Regions from separate parts of the Homo sapiens genome. Here region 2 is linked to region 1. A link is a contact called in ENCODE Hi-C or POLR2A ChIA-PET data. All regions are on one chromosome and are shown on one strand. The core of a region is the stretch at or near the end of the contact, and the rest is flanking DNA. Distances in the headings are between cores, read along the strand shown. Region 1 holds the start of UBQLN2 (ubiquilin 2). Region 2 has its middle 200 kb from the start of RRAGB.

Region 1 (3,001 bases), core at 502-3,001:
CGCAATTACTTTTGCATCAACCTAATACTAATTAATTTGGCTTTTTAGATCTATACATATTAACATATTTAAAGCTAGTCATCTTTTTACCTCTGTATTTTATTAATTATATTAATAAAATAGAGAGGTAAAATAATATTAATTCTTCCATTTCTCCATCGATGGATATAACATACCTGTATATATATATTTTTCTTATCTTCAGATTTATTAAAGTATTTGTGACCTAATGACTTTGAAATGCTGTTAAATGTTGAAAGCAGTGGTGCTTTGGTGGATGCTTGGTAGAGGGTGGGGGTTGGGGAAGAATTTTCTGTGTGGTTTAACCTAGAGTTAGAAATATATAGATAAATTTGAAATTATTTCTTCTATTTTTCAAGTTCTCTTTCTCAGCATTGCTACATCTTTATTGCTCTTACTTAATCTGTAATTAAATTAGGTAAATATGTCAATGTTTGCCACTACTATTATGTGCCTGTCAATTTCTACCCATACTCTTCCCCAAAATACCTTTCTGTAGTGCATACTTACAAAAATCATCAGAAAATTCAAAATCTTATGAAAATAGAAAATAAGAATTATTCATAATTTCAGCAAACAGTACTAACAGCCATTAACTTATTTGTGCATAGCCTTCCAGATTTTTTTACACATACGGTTTACATATACAACAAACTGTTCAAAAATTGCTTTTAAAATAAAAATATATTTATTGTATTTTTGATATTGGAACATATATTCTTATATAGTTTGTAACTGTACAGAAATATACAAAGGCATAATTGAAAATACTCTGTGATTTCCCTATAACTACAGTTTATTTCATGTATACCTTTAAAGACACTCTATATTTTCTTGTATGGTAATATGATAATGTGCTCAACTAATCTCATGTAAACAGATAGTTAATATATTTAAATAACATTTTAAAATGCTACAATGTATATACATTTTATACATAAATATTTTTGCATCCTCATCCGATTATTAGGCGAAGTGTCTAGGTTAGGCATTTCTAAATAAAGGTGGAAACATTCAAAATGCTGATATATATTTTCAAATTGCCCTATGGTTGTAACAATTCACACTTCAGCTAGCCTGAGAGGGCATTTTTTAGGGTCCCTGTCAACAAGAAGGTTTACCATTATTTTTTTCCCTGCCAATATGATAAGCCAAAAGTAGAATTTTATTGTTTTAACTTGATTTCTTTTTATTAGTAGTGAAATTAATCATCCTTTTTTAATGTCTATTGGCCATTTGCACTCCTTTTGTAAAATGCACGCTCCTGCTCTGTCTTCTTCCCTTCCCCTACTGGAGGTGTTCCTCTTTTCTTTTTGCTTTGTCAGAGTTCTTTATTATTCATTTTTCGTCTTATACGTGGGATCTGTTCGATTCAGGCTTTCACCCTTTTACTGCCTTACAGATTGCTAATATACATTCTCCATTGGTCTTTTAATGTCGTTTACAGAAGCTGACTCTCTACCGCCTCCTTCTCTCCGTCTCACCCTCTCTGCCTCGCCTGCTCTGTACTGTTCTGTTCTCTTCTCTCTCTCCCTTTGTTTCTCTCTCTCCCTTTTTTCTTTTCAGTGCAGAAGTTTTTAATTTTGACCGAGCCAAATCTATCAATCTAGGCCTGGCGCCGCGTCAGCAGAGGGGGCGGGGAGGCGAGCGCGGAACTGGGGGAGGGGAAGGGGCGGGGATCAGCAGGCGGAGCGGCTGCCAGAGTTGCTGGGAGTGCGCGCGGTCGGATCACAAGGCGGCGGCGGAGGAGGCCCAGAGACCGGAGCGCGGAGACCTCAGCCAGCGGCCTACGCCCAGGCCTTTCTCCACCGGAGGACCAGGGAACCGCAGTCTTCATCACAGAGGTACCGTGCTCCGCGCTCCCCGCCTGACCCGGCCCAGCCCGCTGCGGCGGTGCCTCCTTCCTTCCTCCTTCCCTCGCGCTCTCTCTTTCGCCCGCCCGCGCCTTCCCTGCCCGCCTGCGTCACCGCGGCCGCCATGGCTGAGAATGGCGAGAGCAGCGGCCCCCCGCGCCCCTCCCGCGGCCCTGCTGCGGCCCAAGGCTCGGCTGCTGCCCCGGCTGAGCCTAAAATCATCAAAGTCACGGTGAAGACTCCCAAAGAGAAAGAGGAGTTCGCGGTGCCCGAGAACAGCTCGGTTCAGCAGTTTAAGGAAGCGATTTCGAAACGCTTCAAATCCCAAACCGATCAGCTAGTGCTGATTTTTGCCGGAAAAATCTTAAAAGATCAAGATACCTTGATCCAGCATGGCATCCATGATGGGCTGACTGTTCACCTTGTCATCAAAAGCCAGAACCGACCTCAGGGCCAGTCCACGCAGCCTAGCAATGCCGCGGGAACTAACACTACCTCGGCGTCGACTCCCAGGAGTAACTCCACACCTATTTCCACAAATAGCAACCCGTTTGGGTTGGGGAGCCTGGGAGGACTTGCAGGCCTTAGCAGCCTGGGCTTGAGCTCGACCAACTTCTCTGAGCTCCAGAGCCAGATGCAGCAGCAGCTTATGGCCAGCCCTGAGATGATGATCCAAATAATGGAAAATCCCTTTGTTCAGAGCATGCTTTCGAATCCCGATCTGATGAGGCAGCTCATTATGGCTAATCCACAGATGCAGCAATTGATTCAGAGAAACCCAGAAATCAGTCACCTGCTCAACAACCCAGACATAATGAGGCAGACACTCGAAATTGCCAGGAATCCAGCCATGATGCAAGAGATGATGAGAAATCAAGACCTGGCTCTTAGCAATCTAGAAAGCATCCCAGGTGGCTATAATGCTTTACGGCGCATGTACACTGACATTCAAGAGCCGATGCTGAATGCCGCACAAGAGCAGTTTGGGGGTAATCCATTTGCCTCCGTGGGGAGTAGTTCCTCCTCTGGGGAAGGTACGCAGCCTTCCCGCACAGAAAATCGCGATCCACTACCCAATCCATGGGCACCACCGCCAGCTACCCAGAGTTCTGCAACTACCAGCACGA
Region 2 (3,077 bases), core at 313-2,812, 640 kb before region 1:
TTGCCTTTAAGTACTAGATCATGCTGCTTTTAAACACATAAATTAGGAAGGGGACAGTCTCAAATGTCGCAACTCTCTTTTATAAGTATTCTTGTATTATTTAGTAATTCAACTTCTCACTATCTTTCCTTGAATGGAAATAAGATTAGAGAGATAACAGGAGCCCCAGAAAGTAAGTAGATAAAGGAAGTTGTTTCTACCTCTGGGTTCCCATAGCACTAGACTCAGCAGTCTAAGGATATCTTAATCATGATTGTCCCCAGTGCCTAGAACATAGAAGGAACCCAGTGAATACTTGTTGAGGGAATAAGTCAATCAATGAGTTTGGGGAAATTATCTACCTATCTTGAGACTTTCTGGCAGATTATACATCATTTTTCATGTTCCTGGTCAACTATATGTAGATCATGCATATAGGTACCCAGACAGAGATATACATGCTCATTCAGAAATTGCCATCCAATCCTGATACATGCAAACTCATAAAGATATATCTCCACACAAATGAATACTTGGCATATTTGTTTTCTGATGCTGTAAAATGTACCACAAAATGGGTGCCTTAAAACAGCAGAAATTTATTCTCTCACAGTTCTTGAGGCTAGAAATCTGAAATAAAAAATAAAAGTATTGGCAAGGCCATGCTCCATCGAAAACCTCTAGAAAGAATCCTTCCTGGTCTCTTTCAGCTTCTGGTAAGTCCAGATATTCCTTGGCTTGTGGCAGTATAACTCTAATTTCTGTCTCTCTCTTCACATGGCTATGTCTGTGTGTATATGAGCGTGTCCGTGTGTGTGTGTGTGTGTGTGTCTTCACTTGTCACTTTCCTCTTCTTTATAAGGACACCAGTCATAATGAATTAGGGCCACCTTAATGATTTCATCTTGATTACATTTGCAAAGACTTTATTTTCAAATAATGTCACATTCACAAGTACTGATGGCTAGGACTTCAACATATCATTTTAAAGGTCACATTACCACCCAAAATGGTCTTCCTTTGGCCCTCCAAAATTTATGCCCTTCCCATGGGCAAAACACATTCACTCTATCACAACATCTCCAAAAGTTCTAACCCATTCCGGCATCAATTCTAAGTCTTAAAAATCTCACCTAAATTTAATCAACTCAAAGAGTCCCAAAACTCATCTTCTACTTCATCTGCGTAAGGAAGGATGAGACTCAGGGTGTGGTCCATCCTGGGGCAAAATTTCTCTCTTCTGTGGACCTGTGAAACCTAGAAAAAAAGTTAGCTGCTCCCAAAATACAATGGAGTTTTCAGATTAAGAGGGTGGATAGAAGGCATGACTAGCTTGCAGCTCCTGGTCAGACTGATAGAGCAGTGTGTGGAGACTCACTTCGTGAACTTTTGCTCCCAAGAACTACCACAGGAACACACCAGGAAAGCCAAGAAAATCCAGAGATCCTTTGAAGGAACTGGATTACCGCTGCAAACTCCTGAGACACTGAAAAACTGTGAGCCTGCTTGCTCTCTCAACAGGGAGGTTCGTGGTCTGGGGCGAGTTCTCAGCCCTGGTCACCGGCTGCCTCGAAATAGACTCAGTGATGTTGGCGGGGGCATGGGGGAAGTGAAACCCGCTTTTAGGATTGCAGGCTGTGTGAGAGCTGGGTGAGGCCTGTGACTGCCAGGTGTCCCGCACTTCCCTGGCTACCTGTATGACTCAGCAGAAGCAGCCATAATCCCCCGGGAATATAACACCATTAGACAGGGAACCACACCCCAGCCCCTACAGCAGCCACAGCAAGCCCGGCCCAAGGATAGGCTGAGCTCAGACATGCCTATCTCTGCCCCCACCTGGTGGTCTTTCTCTACCTGCTAGCTGAAGGCAAAGGTCATAATATTTTGGGAGCTCTGTGGCCCTGCCTGCTGCCTGAGAAACCTGAATACTTAACCAGGTGTCTCTAGGGCAAGTTTGCCTCCTCCCTATAGGACTGCAGCTATTGCACTCTTGAAAGCACCACTTCCTGGCTGGAGGCCAACCAACACAAAACCAGCCCACTAAACAAAAACACAACCAAGGACCTGCACCAAGTCCACTTCACTTCCCTGCTACCTCCACCAGAGCAGATGCTGGTATCCACGGCTACAAGACCTGAAGATGAATCATATCACAGGAGTCTTTGCAGAAACTCCCCAGTACCAGCTCAGAGCATGGTAGCTCCCCCGGGTGGCTAGACCTAGAAGAGCAAAAACAATTACTACAGTTCCTCTGTACTGTAGGAAGCCCCATTCCTAGGGGAAGGGGGAAAACACCACATCAAGGGAGCACCCCGTGGGACAAAATAATCTGATCAACAGCCCTTGAATTCCAGATCTTCCCTCTGACATGGTCTACCCAAATGAGAAGGATACAAAAAAAACAATTCTGGTAATATGACAAAACAAGGATCTTTAACATACCCAAAATATCCTGCCAGCTCACCAGCAATGGATCCAAACCATGACGAAATCTTTGAACTGCGAGAAAAAGAATTCAGAATGTCTGTCATTAAGCTAATCAAGGAGGCAATAGAAAAAGGTGAAGTCCAACTTAAGTAAATCAAAAACATGATACAGGATAGGAAAGGAAAATTCTTCAGTGAAATACATAGCATAAATAAAAAACAATCACAGCTTCTGGAAATCAAGGACACACTTAGAGAAATGCAAAATGCAGTGGAAAATCTCAGCAATAAAATCAAACAAGCAGAAAGAACTTCAGAGCTCGAAGACAAGACTTTTGAATTAACCCAGTCCATCAAAGACAAAGAAAAAAGAATTTTAAAAAATGAACAAAGCCTCCAAGAAGTTTGGGACTATGTTAAATATCCAAACCTAAGAATAATTGGTGTTCCTGATGATGAAGAGAAATATAAAAGTTTGAAAAACATATTTGAGGGAATAATCAAAGAAAACTTACTCGGCCATGCTAGACATCTAAACTTAAAAGTAAAACCCCAAACTATAAAATTCCTAGTAGAAGAGAATCAAGGCAATACCGTTCAGAACATAGACACAGGCAACCATTTCATGATGAAGCCGCCAAAAGCAATTGCAACAAAAGCAAAAATTGAGAA

What was found. A loop is a pair of places that touch in the nucleus more often than their neighbours do. ChIA-PET counts read pairs that join two places held with the same protein, here RNA polymerase II (POLR2A). Pooled maps may share reads with other maps.
Region 2: a loop to region 1 is called in a map of GM12878, with 6 times the contacts of the local background. The contact joins the enhancer-like site here to the promoter of UBQLN2 in region 1. A Hi-C loop is called at or near these places in 1 of 168 maps with a recorded cell type or tissue (GM12878), 15 of 37 single-sample maps with no recorded cell type and 15 of 50 pooled maps. POLR2A ChIA-PET finds 5 or more read pairs at or near these places in 1 of 52 experiments (activated CD4-positive, alpha-beta memory T cell).

The regions. Positions count from the first base shown.
Region 1 is chrX:56,561,876-56,564,876 of GRCh38, forward strand. UBQLN2 (ubiquilin 2) reads left to right here and starts at 1,752. Exons shown (of 1, transcript NM_013444.4): 1 at 1,752-3,001. The coding sequence starts at 1,999. RefSeq lists enhancers at 1,455-2,082, 2,479-2,678, 2,689-2,748.
Region 2 is chrX:55,917,954-55,921,030 of GRCh38, forward strand. It overlaps a transcript of KLF8 not described here. Among named protein-coding and RNA genes, the nearest start is that of RRAGB, 200 kb to the left of the region's middle. RefSeq lists enhancers at 1,038-2,237, 1,689-1,938. Within about 2 kb of position 1,563, at least 2 of the 41 ENCODE cell types and tissues checked have a DNase peak (open chromatin) inside an H3K27ac peak, as active enhancers do; they include GM12878, where a contact is called at or near this core.